5 separate regions of the Mus musculus genome follow, and all the other regions are linked to region 2. The links are chromatin loops, found by intact Hi-C in ENCODE. Cell type or tissue: left cerebral cortex. All regions are shown on one strand. Each heading gives the region's core, and the rest is flanking DNA. Links, peaks and the distances in the headings are about the cores only. Region 1 has its middle 37 kb from the start of Soga3. Region 2 holds the start of Echdc1 (enoyl Coenzyme A hydratase domain containing 1). Region 3 holds the start of Soga3 (SOGA family member 3). Region 4 holds the start of 9330159F19Rik (RIKEN cDNA 9330159F19 gene). Region 5 has its middle 56 kb from the start of Soga3.

What was found. A loop is a pair of places that touch in the nucleus more often than their neighbours do. Peaks named below come from ENCODE experiments on the same cell type or tissue, not always from the same donor. Only the 100,000 strongest peaks of a DNase experiment are listed, where the experiment ranks them.
Region 1: it touches region 2 in a loop (3-fold over the local background); 12 of 42 quality-filtered maps call a loop at or near these places.
Region 3: a loop joins it to region 2, with 3 times the contacts of the local background. A loop is called at or near these places in 5 of 42 quality-filtered maps.
Region 4: it touches region 2 in a loop (8-fold over the local background); 4 of 42 quality-filtered maps call a loop at or near these places.
Region 5: it touches region 2 in a loop (4-fold over the local background); 4 of 42 quality-filtered maps call a loop at or near these places.

The regions. Positions count from the first base shown.
Region 1 is chr10:29,104,250-29,110,411 of GRCm38, reverse strand. No RefSeq gene overlaps it. Among named protein-coding and RNA genes, the nearest start is that of Soga3, 37 kb to the left of the region's middle. In left cerebral cortex, for the core only: a CTCF peak has its summit at 3,251; a DNase peak (open chromatin) is centred at 3,249.
Region 2 is chr10:29,310,251-29,316,412 of GRCm38, reverse strand. Echdc1 (enoyl Coenzyme A hydratase domain containing 1) reads right to left here and starts at 2,913. Exons shown (of 6, transcript NM_025855.4): 1 at 2,680-2,913. The coding sequence starts at 2,746. It overlaps Gm46218 (a long non-coding RNA gene), which reads left to right and starts at 2,996. Exons shown (of 2, transcript XR_001779751.2): 1 at 2,996-3,176. In left cerebral cortex, for the core only: a CTCF peak has its summit at 2,866 (motif pointing right); DNase peaks (open chromatin) are centred at 2,928 and 3,186; H3K4me3 peaks cover 1,847 bases; H3K27ac peaks cover 1,429 bases.
Region 3 is chr10:29,143,549-29,149,710 of GRCm38, reverse strand. Soga3 (SOGA family member 3) reads right to left here and starts at 5,715. Exons shown (of 7, transcript NM_026138.2): 1 at 5,276-5,715; 2 at 1,958-3,147; 3 at 1,302-1,526. The coding sequence starts at 3,052. In left cerebral cortex, for the core only: CTCF peaks have their summits at 2,452, 3,066 and 3,309; DNase peaks (open chromatin) are centred at 4,038, 4,285, 5,093, 5,610 and 5 more places; H3K4me3 peaks cover 3,902 bases; H3K27ac peaks cover 3,358 bases.
Region 4 is chr10:29,211,108-29,217,269 of GRCm38, reverse strand. 9330159F19Rik (RIKEN cDNA 9330159F19 gene) reads right to left here and starts at 5,627. Exons shown (of 6, transcript NM_001162537.2): 1 at 5,404-5,627. In left cerebral cortex, for the core only: no CTCF peak of the experiment used is centred there; a DNase peak (open chromatin) is centred at 3,394; H3K4me3 peaks cover 2,437 bases; H3K27ac peaks cover 3,029 bases.
Region 5 is chr10:29,085,024-29,091,185 of GRCm38, reverse strand. No RefSeq gene overlaps it. Among named protein-coding and RNA genes, the nearest start is that of Soga3, 56 kb to the left of the region's middle. In left cerebral cortex, for the core only: a CTCF peak has its summit at 3,185 (motif pointing left); a DNase peak (open chromatin) is centred at 3,172.

The DNA.
Region 1 (6,162 bases), core at 764-5,763, 210 kb after region 2:
TTGACGTAAAAATACTCAATAAAATTCTCACAAAACAAATCCAAGAACACATCAAAACAATCATTCACCCTGATCAAGTTGGCTTCATCCCAGGGATGCAGGGATGGTTCAATTTGTGCAAATCCATCAACATAGTCCACTATAAAAAAAAAAAACCCTCAAAGAAAAAAAACTCACATGATCATCTCATTAGATACTAAAAAAGCCTTTGACAAAATACAACACCCCTTCATGTTAAAAGAATAGGAGATATCAGAAATTAAATGTCCATTTCTAAACATAATAAAGGCAATATACAACAAACCAATAGCCAATATCAAACTAAATGGAGAGAAACTTGAAGTAATTCCACTGAAATCAGGGATAAGACAAGGCTGCCCGCTCACCCCTATCTATTCAATACAGTTTTTAAAGTTCTAGTCAGAGCAATTAGGCAACAAAAGAAGATCGAATGGATACAAATTGGAAGAAGGAATTCAAGATATCACTATTTGCAAGTGATAGGATAGTATATACAAGTGACCCCAAAAAAATCCACCAGAGAAACCCTGCATCTTATAAACATCTTCAGCAAAGTGGCTGAATATATAATTGACTCAAACAAATCATTAGTCTTCCTGTACTCAGAGGATAAATGGGCTGAGAAACAAAAATAAGGGAAACCCTTCTCAATAGTCACTAATAATATAAAATACCTTGTATTTATATTGTATTGCTTTTCAAGCAAGTGAAAGATCTGTATGACATGAACTTCAAGTCCCTGAAGAAAGAAATTGAGGACCTCAGAAGTTGGAAAGATCTCCCATGCTCATGGATTGGTAGGATTAACATAGTAAAAATGGCAATCTTACCAAAAGCAATCTACAGATTCATTGGAATCCTCATCAAAATTTCAACTCAATTCTTCATAGAGTTAGAAAGAGTAATTCTCAAATTCATTTGGAATTACATAAAACCCAGGATAGTTAAAAATCATTCTTAACAATGGCAGAACTTCTAGGGCAATCACCATCCCTGACCTCAAGCTGTACTTCACAGCAATAGTGATTAAAACACACACACACACACACACACACACACACACACACACACGGTATTGGTACAGAGACAGGCAGGTAGATCAATGAAATAGAACTGAAGACCTGGAAATAAACCCACACACTTATTTTGTTCACTTGATCTTTCACAAAGAAACCAAAACCACCTATTGGAAAAAAAGAGCATTTTCGCCAAATGGTGCTGGTTCAACTGGTGAGTAGCACATAGAAGAATGCAAATTGATCCATTCTTATATCCCTGTACAAAGCTCAAGTCCAAGTGGATCAAGGACCTCCACATAAAACCAGATACACTGAATCTAATAGAAGAGAAAGTAATAAAGAGTCACATTGGTACAGAGGAACATTTCCTGAACAGAGACTGATGGCTCATGCTCTAAGGCCAACAATTGGCGAATGGATCTTCATAATATTGAAAACTTTCTGTAAGGTAAAGGACACTGTCAATAAGAACAAAAGACAACCAACAGATTGGGGAAAGATCTTTACCAATTCTAAATCTGATAGGGGGCTAATATCCAATATATACAAAGAACTCAAGAAGGTAGACTCCAGAGAACCAAATAACCCTATTAAAAATGGGGTACAGAATCAAATGAAGACTTCTCATCTGAGAAATTCTGAATGGCTGAGACGAATTTCAAAAACGTTCTACATCCTTAGTCATCAGGGAAATGCAAATCAAAATGATGCTGAGATTCTACTTCATAATAATCAGAATGGCGAAGATCAAAAACTCAGGTGACAACAGACCCTGGTGAGGATGTGGAGAAAGAGGAACACTCCTCCATTGCTGGTGGAACTGCAAGCTGGTAAAATCACTTTAGTAATCTATCTTGCAGTTTCTGAGAAAATTGGAAACAGTTTGACCTGGAGACTCAGCCATACCACTACTGGGCAAATATAGAAAAGATGCTCCAACATATAACAAAGACAAATGCTCCACCATGTTTATAGCAGGCTTATTTATAATAAGCTAGAAGCTGGAAACAACCCAGATATCCCTCAACAGAAGAATGAATACAGAAAGTTTGGTACATTTACACAATGGGGTAGTACTCAGCTACTAAAAACAATGACTTCATGAAATTCTTGAACAAATGGATGGAACTAGAAAGTATCATCCTGAGTGAGGTAACCCTTCACTGCAAGCACAAAACAGAGCCAGTGTACAGGAAGTGGGTAAGGCCTTTTGCTCTCAGAACTCAACTCCGGTGACATACTTCCTCCAGCGAGGAAGCCTTCCCACTAAAGGCCAAGAACCCAACTATCTGGGCTTATGGGAGGTATTGCCATTCAAATAACTACAAAAGTTATCTAATATTTTTTTCATGTCATTTTCATATTAACGTATTATTGTGACTGTGTTAAAGCTGTGATATTACCAAAGTATTTTCAGTATAGGAACACTCTGCTTTGCTACGTCTCTATCCAAAGATCTTAGACATTTATGTTGCTTCCCCTACTTTATATAGCAACTCCATGTACTAAAGCCATTACATTACTAAGGAATTATGACCTTTTAATAGGCTGCAGATATCATCTCCCCCTTCAAAAGCTGTGAACTGTCAAACATCACTATTTTAGCAAGTCATGGTTTTTCTATGTAATGGAATACTTATTCTTCAAGGACAGTGACTGGATTACCATAGATATAGCCTATTGTTAACTCCTAGACTGGTGGAAATTTTATATTAGGAATATAGCTATGGACCTCCTTTGGTGGGGGGGGTCACACTAGGATTGCATCTGTGTCATGAAGGACAAGGCTTGCTTGTATTCTGCAAGTTCTTCAATCTTGCCACAATCTATGGCTTGCTTTCCTGACTGGCCCACTGACACAGGCAATATCTTGCAAATAAAAGTGTTAGATGAAAGAATTAAAATATCTAGGTACTGAGTCTGGTTCTAATTTTAACCCAATACATTATTTTGAACAAATCACTGTCTCCAGGTTGAATCTCAGTTTAGTACAATGAGTGTTTTAAAATTTATGGTATATGTGGTTCTATAACGATGTGGTTCTAAAATCTGAATTTCTCACTCATTTCAACACTATTTTGTTGTTGTTTATAACTTGTTGTCCTGGTTGGGAGAGGGGATGAGACAGGCCTATTAACTCAAGATTGTTAGGAAAGTATCTTATCTAAACATTGCTTTTGTTTGTTCTCCCTTCGCGTAGCTTACCCCCACCTAGTGGTTCAAAGATAAAATTACAACTCCTACTTGTTAGAGGATTTCATACATGTGTTGTAATCAAATCTCCTCCCTTTCCTTGTCCTCCCTTTCCTCCACCCTACTGCCTTTGTCTCTCACATTTATTTATTTTTTCAAATCGGTGGAGTCCATTTACTGCCTTTCTTATGTGCATTGATGTAGGAGCATTTACTGGAGTGAGAGTAGCTTCCCAGGGGCTGATTTCTGTAAGAAAAATGAATCTGCGCCAGTATCCACTAATCAGTGAGTGTATACCACATGTTTTCTTTTGCGATTGGGTTACCTCACTCAGGACGGTATTTTCTAGTTCTAGAAAATAATTTTTAATTAAACATTTCATATATTTCAGAAGTAAGTATAATTTTGTGTAGGAATGAACAAGAGTCAAGAATTAAGGCCTGGAATATAGGATTTGATGATGAAAAAAGGTTAGTTTTAGTTGCATCTAACAACTTTCTACGGGAATTGAATCTTAATAGAAATAAAAATAAAAATATGTTGAATAAATTTTAAACAAGTGAAATTATAAAACTTAAATATTATAAACACGTGGAGAAAAAGCAATTACTAACAATTTTGAATTAGAATAGAATAAATATGTTCAATTGGCCTGTTAATATCAAAGAGTAACATACACAGAACATCCAAATAATACACAGAATAGCCAAAATAAATGGCTGGTCTACTGTAGAATAATTTTCCCAAGTCTAGCAAGAAAATATTAAAGACTTGAAATCTCAAGGAATAAAGCAGTGATTTTCACCCTTCCTAATGCTCCGATGACTTTTTAATACAGTTTCTTATGTTGTAGTTTATATGTAGAGTAAAAGTAAGGCAAAATTGTAAGATTTTCTGACATTAAAAAAAAAAAAAAAACAAAAACCCTGAGCGCCTGGAGGGATGGCTTGGTGGTTAAGAGCCCTGACTGTTCTGCCAGAGGACCTGGGTTGGATTCCTAACTCCCACACGGTGGTTCATAACCACCTGGAGTTTTGGTTCCAGGGGATACAGTCCTCTCTTTTGACCTTCACAGGTATTGCACACATGTGGTACACAGACATACATTCAATTAAAACATCTATACACATACATTAAGAAAAAATACATACCAAGTTTTTAAAAATGTAGTTAGCCAGGCTTAAAATTGCTTCACCTTTTAAATTTGACGGAACATACTAGACTATAAAAACATTTTGTTTTGTATAATTTGTTAATGATTTTTATTTTTCCTATTACTTCATTTATTTAAAATATCTATCAAAGCTTCACAATGAAGTGCACAACTACTAAGAGGGGGCTAGAAAACAAAGTCAATATCTTACAATATACAATATCATCTTGATTCTTTTTACTATATACCACAGAACTAAACAACAATAGCAACAACCACAAGAAAACACCTACTAACATGTATAAAGTAAATATTAGTGAAACCAGATCATACAAAGTCTAGAAATCTAATCCTTCCTAACCTTTCATTATCCTTAATGAATAGGTAATAAGTTAGCATTTACTTAGAAGTGTGGATCTGGAATGGGCTTTCTTTATCTGATAGTACTGATGCTCACAGGATACCAGTATTGTAATTTTTCTCTGAAAACAAGTCAAGAAGCTAGAGTTTTTATTTTTTTTTATCAAGCTAACTTTACTAACCAAAATATACATATATGAGCAGAAATCAAGAGAAATAATATCTAATTCATTCAAATGCAATTTACAGAAATATTTTAAGGTATAATCTAGTAAGATGTTCAGGACAAAGATTCAAAGCTCCTATTCATTGTACTAAGAAATCATTTATTATGCTAACTCCTGAAATAGGAATGGAAAAGATTATAACAACCAATTACTAACAAACTTTTTGTTTGTTTGTTTTGTTTTTTGAGACAGGGTTTCTCTGTGTGGCCCTGGCTGTCCTGGAACTCACCTTGTAGACCAGGCTGGCCTCGAACTCAGAAATCCGCCTGCCTCTGCCTCCCAAGTGCTGGGATTAAAGGTATAAGCTATCACACCCGGCTTACTAACAAACTTTTGAGAAAAGCTCAAATCCACAGTGTAAGCCAAAGAGAAGTAAGTAATGACCTAACACAAGTTCTTATCAGGTACAAAACAAAGTGGTTCAGGGGTTAAGAGGAGTTAGTTCATTACAATGGGAAAGCTGCAAAAAGACTTAAAAGGAAAGTCATCAGGTTACGGCTTGGTTAATTTAACAGAAATACTAATGTAAACAGGACTTTACACCTAAGAGTGTGCAGTTCTAACTGGGAGATGAGGCATACACCTTTAATCCCAGCTCTCAGAAGGTGAAGGCAGGCAGGACTTTTTGAGTTTGGGAATAGTAGGGTCTACAAAGTTACAAGCAAACCAGCGCTGCACAGTAAGAACCTGGTTTGATTTGGTTTGGTTTTAAAAATTCAGAGCCCCCATAATACAAAACAGTAGAATTTATCTCCATCCCTTTCTGTAGCTTAGTCTTCCAATCAGGAAGAATACAGTTTCTTAACCTATTCCCCTCTATATACTTTCTTTTTTTAAAATATTTTTATTAGGTATTTTCCTCATTTACATTTCCAATGCTATCTCAAAAGTCCCCCATACCCTCCCCCCTACTCCCCTACCCACCCACTCCCACTTTTTGACCCTGGCATTTCCCTGTACAGGGGCATATAAAGTTTGCAAGTCCAATGGGCCTCTCTTTGTAGTGATGGCCGACTAGGCCATCTTTAGATATATATGCAGCTAGAGTCAAGAGCTCCGGGGTACTGGTTAGTTCATAATGTTGTTCCACCTATAGGGTTGCAGATCCCTTTCCCTCCTTGGGTACTTTCTCTAACTCCTCCATTGGGGGCCCTGTGATCCATCCAATAGCTGACTGTGAGCATCCACT
Region 2 (6,162 bases), core at 618-5,617:
TGACTTACTCAATTCTATTCTCCTTCATTTCCTCTCCGCTGTCAGTCTTATTCCTCACACAGCACCCTTCATGTTTTGAGAAAAGACACTTGGAGCTACTTTTACCCTCTCACCTTAAGAAGGGCACACAGAGTAGGTGTCACAGTTCTGCTGAGTCTACTTCTGGGCTAGGAAAACATAAGTTCTCAAGATCAAGGATTCATATTGAAAACTTGAGTCGCCTACATTTCCAGAAATAAGCCTAATGAGTTCAGTGCGCTTACCAAATATATAAATACACACATATACATATACATACATATATACACACACATACACATACATATATATACATATACATACACATACATATATATACACACACATATATATACACACATATATACATACATATATATATATATATATATGGCTATGTGTGCTCTGCAAATTGTTTGGTTTGCTCATGAGTATGTTTCAGTAGAGAGATAACTCAAATAGGAGATTAATTTGAAGCAAAAGTTCTTATCTTTCCCACACTGGTTACAACATCAAACGAAAATGCTACAAAAACCTGATTATGATTTAGATGGCTATTTAAAGAATATTAATTTGTCTGTATTTTTATAATGCTTTGTTTAGGAAAATAACAGGAAATTAAAGTATAAAATATAGAGTTAAGGCTCAGAAATCATTGGCATTTTAACAGTTATTATAGGTTAGTAGAATCTATATCCATATATTTGCATACATACACCTATATATACATATATGTATCTATGGTAAGGGGGTCTACCTATTTTACCTAGATATATTGTCTAGCATCCATCATTGAGTATGATTAGTATAAATGGTATCGGATCATGACCCTTCACCCTTAAACCACTGAACACTTATTTATGTAATGCATTGCTTTGCATCATTAGAAATAGACACTTTTCCAAGAAAGGCTTCTATTATGACATGTGCCCATTTTTCTATTAATTTCCCATTTTTTCTCTTCTTCCTTTGTTCTGTATCTCTCTTTCAACACTGAACCTTCTTTTCTGCTCTTCTTTCAGATTCCTTTCTGTACCAGTGTAATTCAAAGAACAGCTCAAGCCTGCTATTGGAAATCCAACTGTAACAATGTGCTAATAGTTTGTTGTGCATACTTTCATCTCAATTTTAAATACACAAACTCAATGGTTAAAATCATTTACTACTGATCCAGAGAACCTGAGTTTGGTTTCCAGCTAGTAACTCCAGCTCTAGGAGACCCAGATTTCTTCTGACCTCCCATTCTTGTGCATATAACCTGCCCACCGCACCCCTATATACATAATTAAAAATAACTTTTTAAAAGATACATGATGGCTAGGGTGTTAAGAGGATAAGAATGTTAGATATTGGTGAATTAGTGTAGTATCTGAAAATATAAGTAGAGTTTAAGATTTCAATGTTGTCTTAGAGCAGACACACATAAACAGATTATATTTGCTATATTCCTGGGAACACAAGGTAATGAAAATGGCTGAGTTACAATGTTAGAAACATTTCTTCAGGACAAAAATCCTAAATTTTGTCATGTGGTAGGACAGCAAAGCAGCTGTTCTATCAGGAAACAGACCATTCCAGGTGAACATGCTCACTGCCAAGCCACTGCAAAGCACCTCTGGCCATCTGGGACCAAAGGTTTCCCTCTCCAATTCTACATGCTAGTTCTTCCATTAAAAGTCCTTAAATTATACTAGAAAACTAACATAATTCCATATTTAAAACAATTAGCATAAGTAAACAAAGAAAAATCATAAGGTACTTTTGAATGAAATATATAACCTGTTTCTCAAGTTTTCACATTACACACCACCTACACCTCTCCCCACACAAACCAAAGAAAAGAACTTTTATTTCCTCAAATATTGATTTTTGTCATCCCAAATCTTAGCACATATACTGTTACAGGGTTGTTTTTTGTTTTTTTTTTTTTTCCTGACAGTAATTTCAAGTTATCTTCTCTAAGTTCCCAGACTACATAAAATCCATCTCCACTACCAACAGCTGTGGTCACATCAAACACTATCATTAACTTCTAGTTCTGACAAGTCGTCCTAGTAAATTTAGTTTCCAAGAAGGCATCCGAAGTGTTGAGAACAGTCCCTGGCAAACGGGGATTTCCAAGATTTTTCTTAAAACACATGGCTAGTTCACCATCTAGCTGGTTTCTTCTAATTCACTTTGTTGCACATCCTCTTTGCGCCTCAGCTAGCTGTCAACTAATTGGTTTTCAAGTCAAAAAGACAAACAAAACAAGCCTGTCTTGTTGCCATCTTCCTCTTCCCTCCCCAAGATTTCACTTTTTTTTTTTTTTTTTTAACCTGTCAGGCTCCTATGAGGGAGCTATTTCTTCAAACTAACTCTTTGATCAGTCTTGGTCACATCTCTAGCACGGAGAACAAGAAACAATAACAAGTTAGAGAATCCGATGTGGAAGTTAGGAAATTAAGAAATGCTAACGTGTGGTGATGTCCTTAGTGAGGTGTTCATAACTCCTTGAGATTTGATAAAAGTGGAGACAGAATAGGATAACTTTAATTGCTCCCATCAAAGTTGGGTTGCTCTTCTTGTTGAAAAAGTTGGCTTCACGAAACAAAGATGTAGGAAAAGTTTGAAATAAGCAAGATCATTTAGCTCACAGGTAGAGATCCCACGGAACATTACCTCGGTTCTCACAAGGGATTCCAAAATATTCAGAAATCGGCTTAGAATTGACCTCACACCTTCTCATCCTTTGAAACTGCCAATTTAGCGGATTTTCCCACGTTCTCTGCAACGCCTCAGGATTTCCCAGAGACCTGCAGGAACTCACGAGCCCACCTGCGCGGCGGCGCCTGCGCTGCGGTGCAGAGCCAGCAGAGGGCAGTGCGCCTGCGCGGTGAGCGTGTGCGCAGCCGCGCGCCCCCTCGCTCTGCATTGGCCCGCAAAGGCGCGCCACCCAATCACGCCACAGCGCGCTGGCCAGGGTGCGGGGGGCGAGGGGGCGAGGGGGAGGGGACATCTCCGCGGCCTGTCACTTGGCCGCAGCCTTACCGCCGGCCCGCAGCCCCTGGCTCTGACTTGCGCTTCCGTGTCCTGAGACCCTCTTCCCGCACCCCACCTTCCGCTGCGCGCGAGCCTCTTCCGGCTTCCACACCGCTCCGGGCCTGTTTCCGCTCCTGGTATGCTCCCCGGGATCCTTTGGCCAGAGCTCCTGAGTTAGCTGAAGGAACTCTGGCGACCCGGAAGTCCCGCCCCTCCCCATCAGACTCTTCATGTCTGGAACTTTCACCTCAACTGCTGTAAGCTAGAGCAGGGAGCTCAGGTTTTTTTCCGTGGTTGACATCTCCTTGGTTTAGGGTTCAGACAAGGGAAAGGAGGCCACCCAAATACTTCGTACCCCAATTGGCTGCAAATGAAAAAAGGGAACGATAAGACAAGAAGGCGAGAGAAAGTTAAAGAGCGCTGAGCCTTCTTGGATTTAAGAGCTGCTGGGGGCAGTATTTTATCGTTTGTCAAAAAATACTTAGCAGGTTTTGTGACACGACTATGTCATGTGCTCTTTAAAGACTCGAAGCAAAATGTTTTTGTTTTTAAAAACGGAAGGAAAGGGGAGAAAAGAAAGATGGGTGTCCAGAGGGGGTCAGTTTTGTCAGCTCTGTACCTTGCTTTGGATGGCACTCTGGTGTTCATAGACTTCTGCAGTTATCATACATAATGATCAAAGAAATAAAAACATGTTTTCTGGTGGGATGGATATAATGTGGCAAAGCAGTAGGGCAGAAATGGTGACCAGTTTATAATACAAAGGTGTGTTTAATAAGGAAGAATTAATAAGCCTAGGTTAGCTGAACTGGTAGGAAGAAATCGTTACTAGAAGTGTTTAATTCTAGTATTTTTCAAAAGGCAGAGAGTTTATTCTAAAGCCAAATATAAGTGAGGTTTGGGTTATCCCCAGTTCTTTGTTCCAATATGAAGGTGTTAGGGTAACAGACCAACAAAAATTATTTTCCAAATACACTGATGGGAATGTGAAAGCATGGGGTGAAAGGAACAAGGAGATTTTAAGTCTCAGATCTTAGGTCTCAGAATCTGTAGCTCTCAAATTATAGTTGACCGCATCCTTAGCAGTTCTACTGGTGGAAGCTATTAGTTTGTCTGTTCCAAAAGACTTACCCAGGGACCATTAAATTGTTAGGTCACAGAGAGGTGGTAGCAAATGACTATTAAGCTAATGATGGTCCAAGATAAATTATCATGTGACCCTGGACCTGTCACATTCCAGCCTCTACACAAACACTGAAGGCTTTAATCAGGCAACTGGCCTTGCAGACTCGTCAGTGTTCCCTGTGGTTGTTTCCAGAGACTTTTGTCCCAGTTCTCCCTGTTGAACTTCCTCAGTCGAGAAGCCACACACTAATTTTTATTTGTTGCTAGGAAGGCTTATTTCTAAAATCTGATGTAAATGGGTTGAGTAATAACCAGGAAATCAGGCTTTAGGAGAAAGGAGTATCTAGTAAAGCCACTAAGGCAAAACTCCAGGATCCTATTGCCAGAATATACCGGACATTATGATTTAGATCTTTTCAGTTTTTCTTTTGGCCAGCCTGATTTTCTTTCTTATGTAGTAAGCAGTATACACTGTTAGAGTGTTAAACAGAAAAACCTCTTGACAATAGTGACTTGACAGAAGTCATTTGCCACTTTTCTCCTTGATTGGATGTGTTTATTGTGTCCTGGGCAGCTGTCCAGTATTGGAAGCCTTTGTTCTTCTTGTGTAACTGTTTGCTACTCTCTTTACTAAGTCGACTCCTATGTAATCTAGATATTATACTACCCTGTCCTTTGTCAATTTTCCAAGTATTTCATGAGTTGCCACTTCTCAAACAATTTACCAGCAAGTTGAAATGGAATGGGTAAAATGGAGAAAAAGTTAAAAAGAATTTAAAAGCATCTTAGGAATTTGGGATAGAGAAAAAAAACTGAACACTTGGTGAACTGAAGTAGCCAAATCATTGTTTATATTTCATATACAGTCCCCTCTGTATGCATATATATGATTTAATCATTGTATTAATCAGAGTTCTTTGGAGTCATAGAATTTATGGAATATACACACATATATGGAACATATATATATATATGAATATACGTATATGGAACACACACATATATATGGAACACACATACATACATGGAACATATATGTATATATAAAGGGAATTTATTGGAATGACTTACAGGCTGCAGTCCAACTAACCCAACAATGGCCAGGTGTGAATAGAAAATCCAAGATTCTAATAGCTTCTCAGTCCCACGAGGCTGTGTGTCTCAGCTGGTCTTTTGTATATGTTGGAGTCCCAAAGAAGAAAGCTTCAGTGCCACTGAAGAAATAGATATACTAGCAAGGCAAAGGCAAGCAGGCAAAGACAGTTTCCTTCTTCTGTGTCCTTATATAGGCTTCTAGCAGGAGGTGTGACCCAGTTTAAGGTGTTCTGCTTCAAGATCTGGATCAAAAGGTTGTGCCTTTCTACCTTAAAGGATGGACTCACTTCAAACCAAGCAGACTATTTCTCACACATGTGCCTTCCTTTTTTAGATTGTAGTTTATTCCAGATTTAGTCAAGGTAACAACCAAGTATAACTATCACAGGATTTTCTTGAGTAAATTGGAATAAACTTTTAGACTAACCCACATAAAATGAATTTTTAAGTGCTTTGAGAAAACAGGAAGGTGACAGATATGTAGATTGACCCCAGATAGTTAGTTTGTACTCTCTGCAACCTTGTAGAAAGCCAGAAAGCTTGTTTCTATATACAGCATATCATTGTAGATGTACATCTTAGGGTGAAGACAGCTTCTATTGTAACTTTTGTGCTAAACAAGCAAATAGTAGGGAGGGCCTGGGAGACACTTCACTTAGTCCAAGTTCTTAGCTCATAAGCATGACAACCTAAATTTGATCCCCAGAAATCACATAAAAATACTTTGCATGGTGTTGTGTGCTCATAATCTCATCACTGAACAGGTTTGCTGGCCAGCCAGCCTGTCTTAATGAAACACCCTGTTTCAAAGGAGTGAGAAGTGTTCCAGAGAATAACATTTGGCTTCCATGTGCCTGTGTACCTGCACACTTGAACATTTATACTACACACATGCATAAAAAT
Region 3 (6,162 bases), core at 717-5,716, 170 kb after region 2:
CCCAAGTTTTAAAATTATCTTGAAAATCATAGGGCTTTGAAGAAATGTTAGAGGCTTAGGAAACAGCCAGTCCTGGTTTATGTTGGATAAAGGGAACTTGGCTATTGCTGGGATTGTTACAAGGCCCAGGTACATGCATAGAACTTATGTAAAAAATGCTTTTGGTTGGGGTTGAACCTAAGTGGTTAAGTACACTGAATGCTTTTCTAGAGGGCTTTGTTCAATTTCCAGACGCTATGGCCTTTTCTGGCTTCCAGAGACACCGGGCACTCATGTGGGGCACAGACATGCATTTGGGCAAAATACCAATACACATTTTGTTTAAAGTGCCATTTGTGCACCTATAAAGTAGCCCCATTTATAATATCTACCTCACAGATTTTTTTACTCCAAATCAGTCAACATTATATGTATTGTTGCTATATTTTCTGATGAGTCATGACGGATTCCAAAGCAAACCAAAAGAATGGAGCAAAGACTTCCATAAGATGTTTGCCAAGAGCTTTCTTTGAAACACATCTAGGGTAATTAACTCTACTTGCATAGCGATGAAATTAATAATAGTTAAAAGTATATTTGGTTGTCAATGGAGATGTGCTGAATGTCCAGTTTGCCTTGTAAATAAAATCTGCCTGTTTTCAAAATGAAGAAAGAGCACCCCACAAAAGAGTCTACTGTAAACTCTGAGCTGTCTGGTACCCTGTTCTCTGGGATACACTCTGAATGGGCAACTTGATTTCAAAACAAGGTGTTTTCTTCTGATCTACTCTCCTCCTTCAAATGGCTTGCTGTGTAGACAGGCTGCTTTTCAGGGGGAGTTACAGAAGGGATGAGTGCTGATGGGAATACACCCTGGAGAAAATCTGAGGAAAAAGACCTTAACTATTTTCTCAGTACTGTTCTTATTCTGGAGGTCAGTGCTCCACCAGTAATCCACTCTTGAATGCCTGATTCCACCTGGCCTTCACAGGAAGTACATCATTGGAAGCTAGATCACAGGAGGCCCTGTAGAGCCTGTACTTTACCATGGCCTTGTTTCAGTGGACGAGGGAGGAACCCTCTTATTACTTCCTGAAGAGTTACTCCCAGGAGATCCTCCTCCTACTAAACTGAATAGATCCTTCTATTCCCAGATGCTGACATTTTGTGGTGAACGAACTCTTGAAAACTATTGCCCTTTGTCGTCCTTCAGTGAAGGCCCTTTCAATGCAAAGAGCCCTCCAAAGTCTCCACCCATAGACCCTAGCCCGCCCTGGCTCTCGCCCTCGCTCTCCCCCACCCACACCACCCCTGCAAGAGACCTTGAGATCCTGCTCCAGGCTGCGCAACAGCTCGCCATCAATTTCCCCAGTCTGCGCGTAGCGGAGCCTTTTGCGCTCGGCTTTGCGGAGGCGGTACTGCAGAATCCGGCAGTTTTTGTTGGCTCGCTCCAACTCATGGCGCATTTCCTGCAGTTGACAGGCATCCTCCTCGAAGAAAGTATCCCTCATCTCGTCCATCTCGGTCCTCAGCTCATCGATCTCGTTCTGAGACGGTGACAGGCTATGGGTCACAACCAGTCTTGCCACTAGCCCCTCAGATATGCACCATGTACATCCCATCCCTATTCCCAATTCCTAGCTTTACTGCCTTCCTCTGCACAAGACAGGAGTGACAGGGAGCTGAAAGCAAACCAGGCCTAGTTTAGGCCTCTCTGCCTGTGAGAAAGTGGGGCAAATCATGATAATTGGGTAAACGAAGGCCTAGATTTGGTTTTAAACACAACGGTATTAATATTAGTTCCGTTTCTAATTAGGAGCAAGCCATGGACCACCCCCGCCCCCATCTTCCTAGTTTTCCTCCTTTCATGTGGTCCTAAAAGGTCAGCAGCCTTCCAAACCTACCAGGACACGCCCTAATCATCGGAGGCCCCGCACTTCCCCTCCCCCATTCGGGTCCCACCCCCTCTCTTTCTCACCTTGAGAGTCTCGTTCTCTTCCCTCAGCTTCTCCATCTCCTCCTGCATATCTTCTTGCTCTTGGAGCTGCTGCGAGTGCGGCTGGGACGAAGGGGGAGCAGCTGCCTGCATGGCCCCGCCGCTACCGTTGCCCTCGGCGCTCTGCTGGGGGCCCTCGGCTGCAGCCGCCATTGGGGAGGAGGAGGGGACTACAAGGGGCTCACAGATGGCTGGAGCGCCGGCGACTGGGGAACTGCGGCTGCCGCCGCCACCGTTTTTAGTGTGCATCTGAGCCGCGGCCGCCGCCGCTGCCGCCCGCTCCTTCTTGAGATGGAACTGGATGAGCTCAGACTGCAGACATCCCTCCTTCCAGTAGCTCCCTCCACCACCGCTGCCGCTCCCTGTGCTGCCGCTACCAGAGTTTCTGCTACCTGGGCCGGGGGTTTTGCTCGTAGCAGCGGTGGGTGGTGAAGGGGAGACTCCCTCCGCAACGCTGCTACCCCTCTGCGTTGCGCGGACGCCTTTCCCTCGCCAACCCCTGGGCGGCGGCGGCTGCGGAGCGCCCCCCTCCCGGTCCCCCGGGCCACCACCGGCTCCTCCTCCTTCCCCGCCCCCTCCTACTCCCCCGAGCGGAGGAGGTTCCCCGACTTTCGAGGGCCCGGATTCTATTTCCCGGGGTGCCTCTTCCGGCTGTCCGGACCTCCTGAAGCTCACAGAGGCCAGGATCGCCGCGGGGGACCCTTCAGCACCAGGCGCGGGCTGGACAGCTCCGGGAACAGCCCCTTTGGGTATGGAGGGCACCGCCTTCTCCGCCCCGCCTCCGAGTCCTCTGGAGCCGGTCCCAGAGGTGCTCCGACCGGTTATCTTGTTACCCTGCTGTTGCTGCTGCTGCAGCTGCTGCTGCCGAACAGAATTGAGCTTAGGGCCGACCCCAAGCGGGGACCGCGTGGCCCCGGCGGTCTGACGAAGAGAATTGTCCCTAGGCCTAGCGGGTGATTGAGCTCGCTGCTGCTTTCTGCTGCAGCCCTCCGGGTGCATGCGAGCCTCCGTGGCTGCGGCGGCCGCAGAAGCTGAGGTTGCGGCTGGGGCAGCGCCCCCGGACGGTGGCTGACTCATGGCAGTCTAGAAAGAACCTACTGGATGCCACTTGGAAGCGTCCATCTCTAGATCATCCTCTTCTCTCCTTTCTGTCACCAACCTTCCTGTGTAAGCTGGGATGGAAATAGAAGAAAAATATACAGTATGTTTACACTGTTGTAGAGCCAAAGGTCAATGTGCTGTACAAGGGAAGCTAGAGAGAATTATCAGACTCGGAAACCAAAGGTTTGATGGAAGCTTTGAGTAGGTGAAAGATTCAGGGCTGTAAGTCCTCACTTTGCCCAAAGTGGCGCTGTCTCCATCTTACTCCACCTCAGTCAAAAGGATCTGAAGGCAGCTAAAACTTGCACTCCCTAGGTAACCTGTACCTGGGATGGGTGAGGCACAGGTTCAGAAAGAAATGAAAGGTGAAGGAAATGGGGGCAGGGGAGATGAAAAGTGGAAAAGGATAGAAAGGTAAAGGAAGTGTTTAGATATTATAGTTGTTAAACAGCTTCCTCCTCTGACTCCAAATCTGTATTTTAAACCTAGTTTAGTGTGTGTGTGTGTGTGTGGGGGGGGTATTAAATTAGTATTCCTAATTGTCAGTTAAAGAAATAAGGCTATAATGTAAGATCCTAGAGAAGATTTTCCCTGGATAAATGACACTTTTCCCACTCATCCCCAGCCCTTAATGTTGTCTTCAGAGAATTTTAGCCAACTTTCTTTAGAATGGAACACACACACACACACACACACACACACACTGTAAAGAATGAATATGAATCAACCCCAAGCTCAAGAAAAAGCTGCTATTAAGAATTAGTTATAAGATTCAGTCATTGACAACCCAAAAGAGATTATTTTAGCAGCTTAAAAATACTTGTTGAAAAATTTGATGAACAGCTTTATCTACAGGCTGCGAAGTTTTTAATGGCGAATTTGTCCTCGCTTCTTCCTGTTCTGCACTTAAGGTGGACTGAGTTGCAAGTACAACATAGAAAACAGTTTTATTCTGAACCATCTCCTTAGATAGTATATAATAGACTGAGTAGAAGTTTTAAAATGCCCACTAGAGAAATAGCAGAGTGGTTAATTACATTGGCTGCTCTTTCAGAGGACACAGGGTCTGCTCCAAGCACTCAGGTGACATCTCTAAGCTCTCTGTAACTTCAGTTTCAGGGAACCTGATACACTCTTCTGTCATCCCTGGGCACCAGACCCATATGTGGTACACAAATATGCATGCAGGCAAAACACCCATATGCATAAAATAAAACCTAAATTTAAAAATGTTAAAATGCTCAGACATTCCTATGGAGCCAAATTCTGAAACAGAACCATGGAACACTATTTAACCAAAAGGCTGTTTGTCTTCCTTTAGGGCGGTAAGATACATTGTGTTAGCTTTCCAGTATAAACATACCATTTTAATCCAGAGGACAGAAAAGACCTGTGGATTTTCCTTGCTAGTGGTTCAGACAGCTAGTTCATTTGGCCCCTTTCCAAGAACCTCATTTACCTTTACTGGTAAAGCAGAGGAAGGTCACACACACACACACACACACACACACACACACACACACGCACACACACGCACGCGCGCACACACACACACACACACACACACACAGAGAGAGAGAGAGAGAGAGAGGGAGAGAGAGAGAGAGAGAGGGAGGGAGAGAGAGAGAGAGAGAGGGAGAGAGAGAGAGAGCTTTTAGGAGACATGGTTTCCCATTATTACTCTTATTGTCTGTTGTAAGTATCTCAATTGAGGATGTAATCATTTGTCCTTTCATAACGGAAAGGCACCCAAAACTCCTCCACCTTCCTTTCTCCCTCTGTAATCTCTTTTCAACTCCCTTTGTAATACAAAAATAAACAATGATTACTTCAGAAGGAAAACCAAAGTTACCCTCTGCTAAAAAGTCTGGCCTACTTTACCGTGGGTCAGACTAAAGTGGGCCACCCAGCTTAATTGTACTGACAATGCAATGTTATATTTAACCAAGTAGAACCACGCGGGAACTCAGAAAGTCACCAGCTGAAGCCTCACCCGCCCAGACTATAACCTCAACGAAAGCTTGGGTTTCATTAATTAGTTCCACAATCTAAGGAACCTAGTGTCTGTCACTTGTTCCCTGACAAAGTAATAAGGTAATGTATCTCACAGTTTCTCCAGTGGCAATATCCATCCAAGCAATGATAGTAAGGACCAAATCAACCCTTTTCATCTCAAATCCTATCTGTCCCAGGACCCACCCCGTTTCTCTTCGTGTCTTTAGAAATCCAGAAGATCTCACTTCTCTGCAGTGGCTTTTGCTTCCAGGAAGCCGGAGACCTCCGACTTTATTTTTCTACCTTTCAGAGAAAGTTCAACTTCCCAGCTTCCGTAGTGTTATAGGCGAATTTCTTCTGGGCGCGCTTGCTTGCACGGGATCCACACCCACTCTGTTTCTCCGAACAAAGGCGACAACCACAAAGACTTAGAGCTCTGGGAGTTGACTCCTAGCCGGCGGTGCTTGGCTGGCTGGGCTGCAAATGCAGCAGGCAATACCCGGGGTGCCAAGCAGTGCCAGACTCTTCCCCAGGAAGTGCAGCGGTATTCATGAGCTGACCTCACCGGACTGGGCTGGAAAGAGGGCGGGATTGAAGGGAAGACAGGAGAGAAGTAACCGGAGTGGTTGCTTAAAGAAGAAAGAGAAGGATGGGGAACCAGGGTAGCGGGTGGGAGGCAGAAAGACAAAAAGGCAAGAGCCACGCCCGAGATGCAGAATTATTCAGCCTGGCTCATCAAATTCCTCTCTCCATTTCCATTTCCTGTATTTGGCAGAAGACTCCAAGACCGCTTAAAATCGGATGCCTTGGCTTCCTGCAAAGCTTTGTCTCAGGTCCGATCAATCTCCATCAATTATTTACTTGAGCTCTTTTCCTTGGGAAGCCGGTTGGAGCATCCTGCACCCTCAGCCTGACCCAGCGGAGTCTCTAGACGCAGCTCTTAGAGGCGCTGGCGCGCGCTTCCGGTACTTCTCTTTGTTCACTCACTTTAATGCTCAGTCAGTCTCTCCATGCGCGGCTCCTTCCCCACCCCCAGCTCGGGCGGAGTCCTGGGATGGCTTTTCCGCGAATAGACAATGCTCGTCAGACCC
Region 4 (6,162 bases), core at 587-5,586, 99 kb after region 2:
CCAAAATAATGTGATTTCTAATATTCAGCATATGAATATTTAGGGTTTGAAGAGACCATTTAATATGCCAGATATGGGGGCCAGAGAGATGGGTCAGGATTTACACAGTGTTCTTAGGATTGCACAGTGTTCTTATGGGGGACCCAAGCCTGGATCTCAGGCCCTAAACTGGGTGACTTAAAACCATCTGTGACTCTAGCTTCAAGGAATCCAAAAGTTTTTTCTGAAATCTGTGGGTACCCACACTCACACATGCACATACCTCCCACCACACACACACACACACACACACACACACACACACACACACACACACTCAAAAGAGAAGAAATAAAACACCTAAACCCTCATTTTCCAGCTTACTAATTAATTACTAATTATCATTAACTAATCAATTAGCATAATTATTAGTATATGGCCACAATGCTACAGCCTTCCTGTTCCTTATGCACGAATCTGTACTGTGTCTGGCAGAATCAAGTCTGCATGATTATGCAGTAAGAATTACTTGGCATTTGATTTGCAGCAGATAGATGCATATTTCACACCTCACATGTTAGATGACTATCAAAGGTAGCTTTACTTTTGTCAGGCTTCTCTTTTGTCAGGATTATGAATGAATGATCATAGACTACAAGGAATTAAAAACATAGCTCTTTATGCAGGGCTCCATTTCTTTCTTTCTTCCTTCCTTTTTTCCTTTCTTTCTTTTTTCCTTTCTCTCTCTCTCTCTCTCTCTCTCTCTCTCTCTCTCTCTCTCTCACTGTCTCTCTCTTTCTTTCTTTTTTTCTTTTGAAAAACAAAAAAACCTTTCAAATGTTAGTATCTATAGTTCCTTAAAAAACATCTACCAGTGGCCCTTTGGCAGTTTTTGCATATTTTCTTGTCACTCACAGTATCATTATTAATTCAATCAAGAAAAGAAAACAATTTCTAGTTAGTTACAAACACGCTCTCATTACCCTTTGTCACTCATTCACTCTCTGTTTCTAACCTCATTTTTTTTCCTTTGCTTCTTCATTAGTCTTGTTTTTTTTTGGTTTTTTCTTTTTTTTCTGTTTTGCTTTTTGGGGTTTTTTCTTTTTTTGGTTTGTTTGTTTGTTTTTGCTACTCACCCCATTTATAAGCCAGACCACAAAAATCTAACAAAAGGAAGAAGGTAAAGAGTTTACCGAATTTCGAGTTTTGATTTGCTTTACATAAACTTTACTAATATTATTTAGTGATACTTTAGGTCTATACAAACCTTACTCCCAGGTACACAGACTGGGTTTGTGTTGAGAATGGAAGAATGCTTTAAAACTATCTATAAAAAACTGTGAGCTGCATGAAACTCAAGAAAAATGAAGACTGAAGTGTGGACACTATGCCCCTCCTTAGAAGTGGGAACAAAACACCCTTGGAAGGAGTTACAGAGACAAAGTTTGGAGCTGAGATGAAAGGATGGACCATGTAGAGACTGCCTTATCCAGGGATCCACCCCATAATCAGCATCCAAACGATGACACCATTGCATACACTAGCAAGATTTTATCGAAAGGACCCAGATGTAGCTGTCTCTTGTGAGACTATGCCGGGGCCTAGAAAACACAGAAGTGGATGCCCACAGTCAGCTAATGGATGGATCACAGGGCTCCCAATGGAGGAGCTAGAGAAAGTACCCAAGGAGCTAAAGGGATCTGCAACCCTATAGGTGGATCAACATTATGAACTAACCAGTACCCCGGAGCTCTTGACTCTAGCTGCATATGTATCAAAAGATGGCCTAGTCGGCCATCACTGGAAAGAGAGGCCCATTGGACACACAAACTTTATATACCCCAGAACAGGGGAACGCCAGGGCCAAAAAGGGGGAGTGGGCGGGTAGGGGAGTGGGGGTGGGTGGGTATGGGGGACTTTTGGTATAGCATTGGAAATGTAAATGAGCTAAATACCTAATAAAAAAATGAAAAAAAAAAAAAAAAAGAAAACACATAAAAAAAAAAAAAACTGTGAGCTGAAAGTAACTCATGGACTGGGAAGAATTGCCTCTGGGACTTCTTAGCAAAAGCAATTACAAATTTAACTAAAGACATTGTAAAAAAAAAAAAAAGGAGTGGAGTAATTACAGGATATTTAGAAAAGAGGCTTTACAATATCCCATGCTTTGTTCCAACCGTGTTTAAAAAGTGTAATTGCTCAGAAATCCTTCCCGCAAGGATTTACTACAATCAATGTAACAAAAGGGTGCAAGGATTTTTTGTTTGTTTGTTTTTGTTTTGTTTCCATTTTTCACTCCTCTTGAACCATTCACACCTCAGAGTTTAATGTGGTCAAGCCTTCCTATTTTTATCTATAATAAGATCAGTGTTGTCACTAATAACAGGAGTCTTTTAGCCCAGGAAACAGGCATGAGGGCCTGACTCCCGAACTTATTTATTAACTGCAGTGTCAAACTCATCACTGCGGAAAGGCCGATTTACACAGCTTTCTCTTTCCAGAGCCAGAGTAAAACCTAGTTCCTAAACGGTAATGGCTATGATTGAAAACCAACCAGAGCCATTTCATACAAGAAGGGTTTCTGAAATTTCATTTACAGCTGTTTCTCTGGTAATATTTTTGGAAGGACATTTTCTTAGCTTTGCTAGGGTCTCAGCCTTGTCATCAATACACACATAAATGTCCACTGCAACACAGTTGCAAGGGGTGGGGGGATGAAACATTCTAGAGAATGCATAACAAGAATTTAAACACTGCTGTGTCATAAGGGTATTTTTAAGACTTATTTTATGTATGAGGGTTCTATCTGCATGTACACCTGCATGTTAGAAGAGGTCATTATATGCAGAAGATCACATAGATGGTTGTGAGCCACCATGTGGTTGCTGAGAATTGAACTCAACAGTCATAACCACTGAGCAATCTCTCTAGGACCACAAATTCTTGCTAAGTGCTGATTTCTTTCCCTTGCATTTCATCTTCCCACTTCCCCTTCATCCTTTCCTTCACTCATCTCCATGCAAACCACTTTTTTTCCCCCTAAAGTAAAACTAATTATTTCAAACTTTCCCTCATTGGAAGCAAATCTCAATGGGTTAACTCTTATATTCCCTTTAACTCTCTTGCCTTGGTAATTTTCAATTTTATTAAAGACATATACTAAGTTAAGTATAGTGCAAAACAATTTGTCCCTAGTAAAAAGTTGGATAAATATTTAAAACTGCTTTTTTTTAATCATTCTAAATTGAGTTTTTAGAATGTCAGACTAAATGATCTATTTTGTGGGGACAGAATGTTCTGTGGTGAGAAGTTTCAAGGCCAAATGGATTAGCCATTCAAAAGCCTGGCTTTCGGGCTCTCCACTGAAGCCAATATAAAAGCTCTCCTTGTTCTTAGCTGTCAGGCTTCCCCTCCCACATATTCTGGCATCACTGTGGGAGAGATGAAAGGAGTTCTCCATTTTACATCTCCTTCTCCCTGCTCCTAGCTCCTCGTTGTTTCATTTCAGCATTCTCAAATTTCATTCAGAATAGAAGTTCATTAGAGGAACTGTAGAGAGGTAGTGACTTGATTTGCTAGTCATACAAATGCCCCGCCCCTAGCAACATTACACTAGCATTCCATAATCCCCTTTAATCTACTTCTCCTCAAAATCAGACACCAAGATTATAAAGGGTTATAAAGATTATAAAGACACCAAGATTATAAAGGGTTATAAAGAATATAAAGACACCAAGATTATAAAGGGGAGTGGGTTGTGCAGTGCTGTAATAGGAAGCAAGACGGTTTAGCTGATGGTTCAGTCCTGCCAAGGAGCAAAATATAGGAACAGCAAAGGGGGGCTCATGAACTGTACATGATAAAATACAAACTTTGATTATAAACAACTTTTAGGTCGGGGAAGCAAAGATATAAATATAATAACGTTGAGCAGAGGATTACTGTTGCAGTCTTGGTCCCTAGACCCACCTCAGTTTGGCCATGGTCATACATCTTTACCCAAGGCATGCTCAGTGCTTTCTACTTCACAGTTATGACCATTTCAAACTCCATCTTGCCTGCTGAAACTGGATTTTAGCCAACTAAGGCATGTCAGGAGGGTTGATCTTACTGCTTCGGTCTTAGGAAAATTCTGCTTTGAGTTTGTGCCCATTATTTTCTCGTTTTTTTTTCTGGGCAATATTGTATTTCTTTCTCTCTCTCTTTTTGTTTGTTTGTTTGTTAGTTTTTTCCAGACAAGGTTTCTCTGTATACCCCTGGCTGTCCTCGAACTCAGAAATCCGCCTGCCTCTGCCTCCAGAGTGCTGGGATTAAAGGCATGCGCCACCACTGCCTGGCGCATATTGCATTTCTTATATTTCAAGTCCTTTACAAACATGAGGATGCACACTGCAGAAGGAATGTCAGAGACAGCAAATACTTCCAACTTCACAATTCTTAGAGGAAATCATTTGGCCTGGCAATAAGTTGCTCCCAATGAATTTTGTGGGATTAGGAACTTCTGTGCCTATACCTCAAAGTACTGTGTCACCTATCTTCAAAGTAATTCCCTCCCTTACTTTCCAGGTTATTTTCCACCACTGGAACCATTTTAAGCAATTAAGGAATCCTATTGCTCATGTGCTGTTCATCAGCAAATGCATCTATCCAGAGACCTCCCATTCGGTTTTATTAGAAGATTAAAATGAAAAAAAAATTCACTGCTGTTCATTGCTCTTTCTGCCTGCTCCTTGTTTTCTAGCAAGGTCAAAGAAATGCAGCACAAAGAATTCCAAAGAAGCCAATCTTGTTTTCTCATCGGGTCACCATCTTTATTCTTGGATCTCCTCATAGTCTCAATTTAAGCCACATGCGCATTAGTTTTAGTTCCCTTAACCAATAAGATACAAGCTTTGATTAAAAACAACTCTTGGTTTGCAGGAAACAAACACCAGTGTCTTTTAACTCACATTATGAAAAATACTCCTCCTGGAGTGTAATAGTAGTTTTGAATAAAACTACATTTTTTTTTAAATTACAAATTTCAAATAACAGAGAACTCACAGGTTGTAAATTTTATATCACAGATATTAAAAATAACTTCATCCCACCACAGACTGCATTCTAATAAATAGTTAATAGAAACTTACACTGAGCAACGTTTTTCTGAACTGCTGAGAATGAATGAGAAACAGTCTCAGGATGAGGATGTTGCTGTCAGTCCAAGCTTTAGAAATCCACCCTTAGCAGTTGAACAGCCCCTTCTCCAAGGCAGTTGAATCCCTTATGTACCCTGCCCACTGTTCGGAGGCCCAGCCACAAGCACAGCCAGGTCAGGAGATGCTGAAAACACACTTACTTAAATCTCATCTTTAATCTAAGATTCAGAAGCAGTATCCTGCTCTACCCAGTTTGCTCGTTCAAGTTTGCCAAGAAGAAACATACCTTCTTACACTTGGGGGTCGTCCTGCAGCAGGTCAGGCTCTGTGTGGCCAGTCTAGCAATGGCAGAGGTGGGGCAGAGAGCTAGTTGTCTTAAAGAACAGTCTCAGTGGTTCTTTTATAAAACAAAATCCATTCATCTTCCACAGTGGTCCTGACAAACGCCTTTGCAAATTGAACTTCAAAGAGCTACTCTGCTCAGTGTCACAACAGCAGCTGGGCTACTATGACGTCAGGGACTTGGAGGCGGCCTTAAGGCTGCTGCTTCCAACCACAGCTCTGTAACTTTAGAGCAGTTATATCCTCTGGGTAAACAACTCCAGGTCCAGGACATTTTTAACTTTTATAATGGAGCCTAGCATTTTCAAACTTGCCAGGAGAGATCTGCTTGCTAGCAGCACATGATGACAATTTAGATTTCTTTTATTTGGAAAGTAGACTCTTTTTTTAGGAGCAAGAACCATCCTCTTCCTCCATCCCCTCTCTTTCCCTCTCTCTCTACAGTGAGATGCAGTTTCAGTGTCTTTGTTAGTCTGGCCAGGGATGAAGTGGAAATGTGTGAGAAAAAAAAAAAGAAATACACACACACACACACACACACACACACACACACACACACACACACACACACCAGCAAGCATGAGTCAAAATGTATGTTGAAACATATTGAATGTTTGCCTTTATGCAAAATAGAAATGGGGCATATATATATATAGAGAGAGAGGGAGAGAGAGAGAGAGAGAGAGAGAGAGAGAGAGAGAGA
Region 5 (6,162 bases), core at 383-5,382, 220 kb after region 2:
ACGATGACACCAACGCATACACTATCAAGCCTTTGCTGAAAGGACCCTGATATAGCTGTCTCTTGTGAGACTAGGCCGGGGCCTAGAGAACACAGAAGTGGATGCTCACAGTCAGCTATTGGATGAATCACAGGACCCCCAATGGAGGAGCTAGAGAAAGTATCCAAGGAGCTAAAGAGATCTGCAACCCTGTAGGTGCAACAACATTATGAACTAACCAGTACCCTGGAGCTCTTGACTCTAGCTGCATATGTATCAAAAGATGGCCTAGTCATCCATCACTGGAAAGAGAGGCCCATTGGACATGCAAACTTTATATGCCCCAGTACAGGGGAACGCCAGGGCCAAAAGGAGGGAATGGGTGGGTAGGGGAGTGTGTGTGTGTGGGGGGGAGGGTATGGGGGACTTTTGGGATAGCATTGGAAATGTAATTGAGGAAAGTACGTAATAAAAAAAAAACAGAAAAAAAATGAAAAAAAAATTCAGGTGACAGCAGATGCTGGCAAGGATGTGGAGAAGGAGGAACACTCCTCCATTGTTGGTGGGATTGCAAGCTTATACAACCCCTCTGGAAATCAGTCTGGCAGTTCCTCAGAAAATTGGACATAGTACTACCAGAGGATCCTGCAATACCTCTTCTGGGCATATATCCAGAAGATGTTCCAACCGGTAAGAAGGACACATGCTTCACTATGTTCATAGCAGCCTTATTTATAATAGCCAGAAGCTGAAAAGAACCCAGATGCCCCTCAACAGAGGAATGGATTCAGAAAATGTGGTACATTTACTCAATGGAGTACTACTCAACTATTAAAAAGAATGAATTCATGAAATTCCTAGGCAAATGGATGGAGCTGGAGGGCATCATCCTGAGTGAGGTAACACAATCACAAAAGAACTCACACAATATGTACTCACTCATAAGTGAATATTAGCCCAGAATCTTAGAATACCCAAGATATGAGATACAATTTGCTAAACGCATGAAACTCAATAAGAACGAAGACCAAAGTGTGGACACTTTGCCCCTTCTTAGAATTGAGAACAAAACCCTATGGAAGGAGTTACAGAGACAAAGTTTGGAGCTGAGATGAAAGGATGGACCATCTAGAGACTGCCATATCCGGGGATCCATCCCATAATCAGCTTTCAAACACTGACACCATTGCATACACTAGCAAGATTTTGCTGATAGGACCCTGATATAGGTGTCTCTTGTGAGACTAGGCCTCGGCCTAGCAAACACATAAGTGGATGCTCACAGTCAGCTATTGGATGGATCACAGGGCCCCCAATGGAGGAGCTAGAGAAAGTATCCAAGGAGCTAAAGAGATCTGCAACCCTGTAGGTGGAACAACAATATGAACTACCCAGTACCCCAAAGCTCTTGAGTCTAGCTGCATGTGTATCAAAAATGGCCTAGTTGGCTATCACTGGAAAGAGAGGCCCTTTGGTCGTGCCAACTTTATATGCCTCAGTACAGGGGAACGCCAGGGCCAAGAAGTGGGAGAGGGTGGGTGGGGGAGTGGGTCAGGGAGCGTGTGGGGGACTTTTGGGATAGCATTGGAAATGCAAATGAAAGAAATACCCAATAAAAAATATAGAATCAGAAAAAAAAAGTTTAGGAAGGGTGAGAACCAGTGCATTATTCTTTGAGATTCCTGAGACTTCAAGTCTTCAGGGTTTTACTGCCTCACAAAATATTTATTGCTAGACTTGGAAACATTATTCTTTAACATATCACTCATCTATTTTGGCCATTATTTGCTACTTCAGGAAGCTTGGATGTTCTGTATGTGTTACCCAATGATATAAATAGGCCAATTCCAACATATTTCTTCTGTTCTAATTCAACACTGTACTTGAGTGCTTTCTCTAGCTCCTTCGTAAGTCTCTGAATTTAAAGGTCCAGCTCATCAGCCTGGGATACTCAGAGTCTGAAGACCAGTAGCTTTAAGGGAACAACTTCTTGTTAACTGGTGCCTATGTGGTAGAGAAGAGTTATCAGCCTGCTGTCACAAAACCAACATTGGAAATGCCAACTGGAGTCGATGCTTTCTCAAATCTCGAATTAGAACTATAATAAGCTGACCTGTAAGGATAGAACAGGGCAGCATTCAGAATGGCTAATATACTGGAAAACAGAGGGAAAGAGAGGAGCTGAGATACTACAGGGAAATGGAGTTAGGAGTGAGGTGAATCTGGGGGATTTATCTGGGATTAGAATACTTTAATGACAACCACAGTTCTCCTCATATATGCCCAAAGGTGTCAAAAATTTTGGCTTGTGGGGATTTTGTAAGTGCTAGGAAAAGTATCTAATGTCAAATGCTTATTTGAGGTCATTGTGAGCAGGCATTGTATTTGGGAATCCCCTGTTGTTATCTCTTTTAGATGTTCCTACCACAGCCTTATGTAAGCGTTTCTGCACATATCCTCAAACAACCAAACTACTTCCTTAACCTCACTGTTTGCTGTCTATTGCCATACTGTTGCACAAGTTATTGGCTTTCAGAAATGCTATTTTCTTCTACTTTCTCTATTAAACACCCATTTACCTTTCTATTTCATGCATTTCTCTGGATCCTACTCCTGTGTACAAGTCTTTCTAGCATGAAAAAAAGAGCTAAAAGTTTTTTCCAATCTAAAAAATATTCATTAGCAACATAATTTCCCTTTAAATGCAGCTTTATTAGTTATCATTCTTCTTGGTAAGACTAGATACCAGAGCCCTTTTATTTCATGCAAAGTACACTTACCCAAGTCCAGAATATTCCTGTCATAGGGGTCAGGATTTCTGATTACTCTATTATGACAAGCAAACTTAATTTAAAGATCTTTGACAAACATACATATCCATCATTGTAGATGTATCTCAGCCACAATTTTAATGTCACATTGTCAAACTAGTATGTGTAGGTAAACACCATTCTACTTCGTAGGATTCCTTATTATTTTTTTAAAACCCTCTATTTGCTATTATTATGGTTCAGAGTAGAGATTATAGTTCTGGAAGTGGGGACAACTTAAATTTCTCTGCACTACGTCAGTGTTTATCATGATGGTATCACTTAGCCAGTGCCTCTTTCCATATAGTGGACATAGACTGGGGTTAGAAAATCAGGACAGAAACTCAGGAAGAAATGAGAAGAGGTGTTCAGATGCTGCCTCCTTGTGGCCAAAGAAACAGACACAGGGGTTTGGAAAAATGATAGAAAGGAAAAAAGTAACTGTTAATTTTGAGGAAGACATTTATTCTAGGCTTACAAATCTTTAAAGCTCAGTAATGTTTTTTTTTTAGATGATACTATTTTTATTATGTGTTTTCTTTATTTACAATTCAAATGTTATTCCCTTTCTTAGTTTCCCCTCTGAAAGTCCCCTATCCACTCCCTCCTCCCCCTGCTCCCCAACCCACCCACTCCCATTTCTGGCCCTGGCATTCCCCTCCCTATACCGGGGCATAGAACATTCACAGGAACAAGGGCCTCTCCTCCCATTGATGACCGACTAGGGCATCCTCTGTTACATATGCAGCTAGAGCCATGGGTCTCTCTGTGTGTTTTCTTTGATTGGTGGTTTAGTCCCAGGGAGCTCTAGGGGTACTAGTTAGTTCATATTGTTGTTCCTCCTATGGGGCTGCAAAGCCCCTTCAGGTCCTTGGGTCCATTCTCTAGCTCCTTCATTGGGGACCCGGTGCTCCATCCAATTGATGACTCTCAGCATCCATTCTGTATGTATTAGGCACTGGCAGAGCCTCTCAGGGGACAGCTTGATCAGGCTCCTGTCGGCAAGCTCGTGTTGGCATACAACTTAGTGTCTGGGTTTGGTGGTTATTTATGGGATGGATCCCCAGGTGGTGCAGTCTTTGGATGGTCATTCCTTTGTTCTCAGCTCCACACTTTGTCTCTGTAACTCCTTCCATGGGAATTTTGTTCCCCCTTATAAGAAGAATCAAAGTATTGTTTTTGTCTTCCTTCTGTTTGAGTTTCATGTGTTTTGCAAATTGTATCTTGGGTATTCTGAGCTTCTGGGCTAATGTCCACTTATCAGTGAGTGCATATCATGTGTGTTCTTTTGTGATTGTGTTACCTCACTTAGGATGATATCCTCCAGATCCATCCATTTGTCTAAGAATTTCATGAATTCATTCTTTTTAATAGCTGAGTAGTACTCCATTGTGTAAATGTACCACATTTTCTGTATCCATTTCTCTGTTGAGAGACATCTGGGTTCTTTCCACCTTTTGGCTATTATAAATATGGTCCTTTTTACAGGTTGGAATATGTTCTGGGTATATGTCCAGGAGTAGTATTGCTGGATCTTCTGGTAGTATTATGTCCAATTTTCTGAGGAACTGAAAGAATGATTTCCAGAGTGGTTGTACCAGTGTGCAATCCCACCAGCAATGGAGGAGTGTTTCTCTTTCTCTACCTCCTTGCCAGCATCTGCTATCACCTGAGTTTTTGATCTTAGCCATTCTGACTGGTGTGAGGTGGAATTTCAGGGTTGTTTTGATTTTCATTTCCCTGATGATTAGGGATGTTGAACATTTATTCAGCTGCTTCTCAGCCATCCTCTGCTACATATGCAACTAGAGACATAGCTCTTGGGGGAGGGGTACTGGTTAGTTCACATGGTTGTTCCTCCTATAGGGTTGCAGACCCTGTTAGCTCCTTGGGTGCTTTCTCTAGCTCCTTCATTAGGGGCCCTGTGTTCCATCCAATAGATGACTGTGAGCATCCACTTCTGTGTTTGCCAGGCACCAGCATAGCCTCACAAGAGAGAGAGAGAGCTATGTCAGGGTCCTGTCAGCAAACTCTTTCTGGCATATGCAATAGTGTCTGGGTTTGGTGGTTGTATATGGGATGGATCCCTGGTAGGACAGTCTCTGGATTAGGTATTGAGCCATTTTAAAAGCCAGAAGACACCTTGTCTAATTTATTTAGTTGGTTATCATCTAACTTTTATTCCATCTTGAATGCTACTTTACAGTCTATTATAGCACTACCATAAGAGTGTTAGACATCAAGAGAGAAAAATTCCAATCATTGCCATCTGCTTTCAAAGCTCAACTTGAGATACATTAATATTGATATGTAGCATATTCTGGAACCAAAGGATGGTTAATGGCTGAAAATATCCTTTAAGGGGAAAATAGTGGTTAATACACCAATATTAACAGCAGGTGATGCCCATGTCCATACATGCAAGAGTATTCCTGTATTGATTAGGATATACTGTTTTACAACCTTAAGAACAGCCTAAATCTAAGAGTGAAAAGATTCATGTAATGCCCGAGGTTAAGAAAATGGGAAGAAACCCACGTTATATCAATCACACACACATTGAAACCTCCTCTCCTCAGCTTAGCACAGGAAGGCTAAGAGAGCCTGAGTTTTCCTCTTTTGTTTCATCTTCTTCCACGAAGCCATCAACATTTTCTGGCACATTAGAACGGCAAATGTGCTGTCAGACTCCTTGAAATGGAATGCCCAGTGGTCAGTGTACCTTGTATAGAGAGAGACGGCAAGTGTGTTCCATGATAGGATCCCACATCTACTCTACCCATGTAGGCACAGTTTTATTATGAACTTTGTAAAGATTAATTTTGCGTTACTCAAATGTTAATGTTGTGCCCCCATGTGGAACAAAAATGCGGTCCTGCAATCGCTCGCGGATAGGGTCCCTGAGCGAGGTGTGACTACACACCCTTTACCCCCATGGAAACATTGGGCACACATCAGGCTGTGAGAAGCTATGGGACCCCATTCCAGGGGTGGGGAAGTTGCCGTCTGAGGTCCCTGCAGACTTGCCAGTGTCAGGCTTAGATTCTCAGGCACCGCAGAAGCTGCTGGGTGCCATGGAAGAGCCAGTTCTGGGGTCCCTGGACTGCCTCCAGGGACATCAGGTTCTCAGTCTTGGACACCTCAGACACTGCTGGATGTCACAGGAGATCTGAGAACAGAGTGGGGACCCCCGGGGTGGACTCTGGCTGGGGGGGGGGGCGAACAGAAAAGGGCAGGGAGGAGAGAAATCCAGCTGGTTACGGGGGTAGTGGGGAGGGAGGACAGTCCTAAACTGGCTCAGTTGGCAGCTTGGGTTTGAGGAAGCCTTGGCTGGCCCTGTCTGGAGCACAGGGAGGCCTCTGGGAGGGAGGTT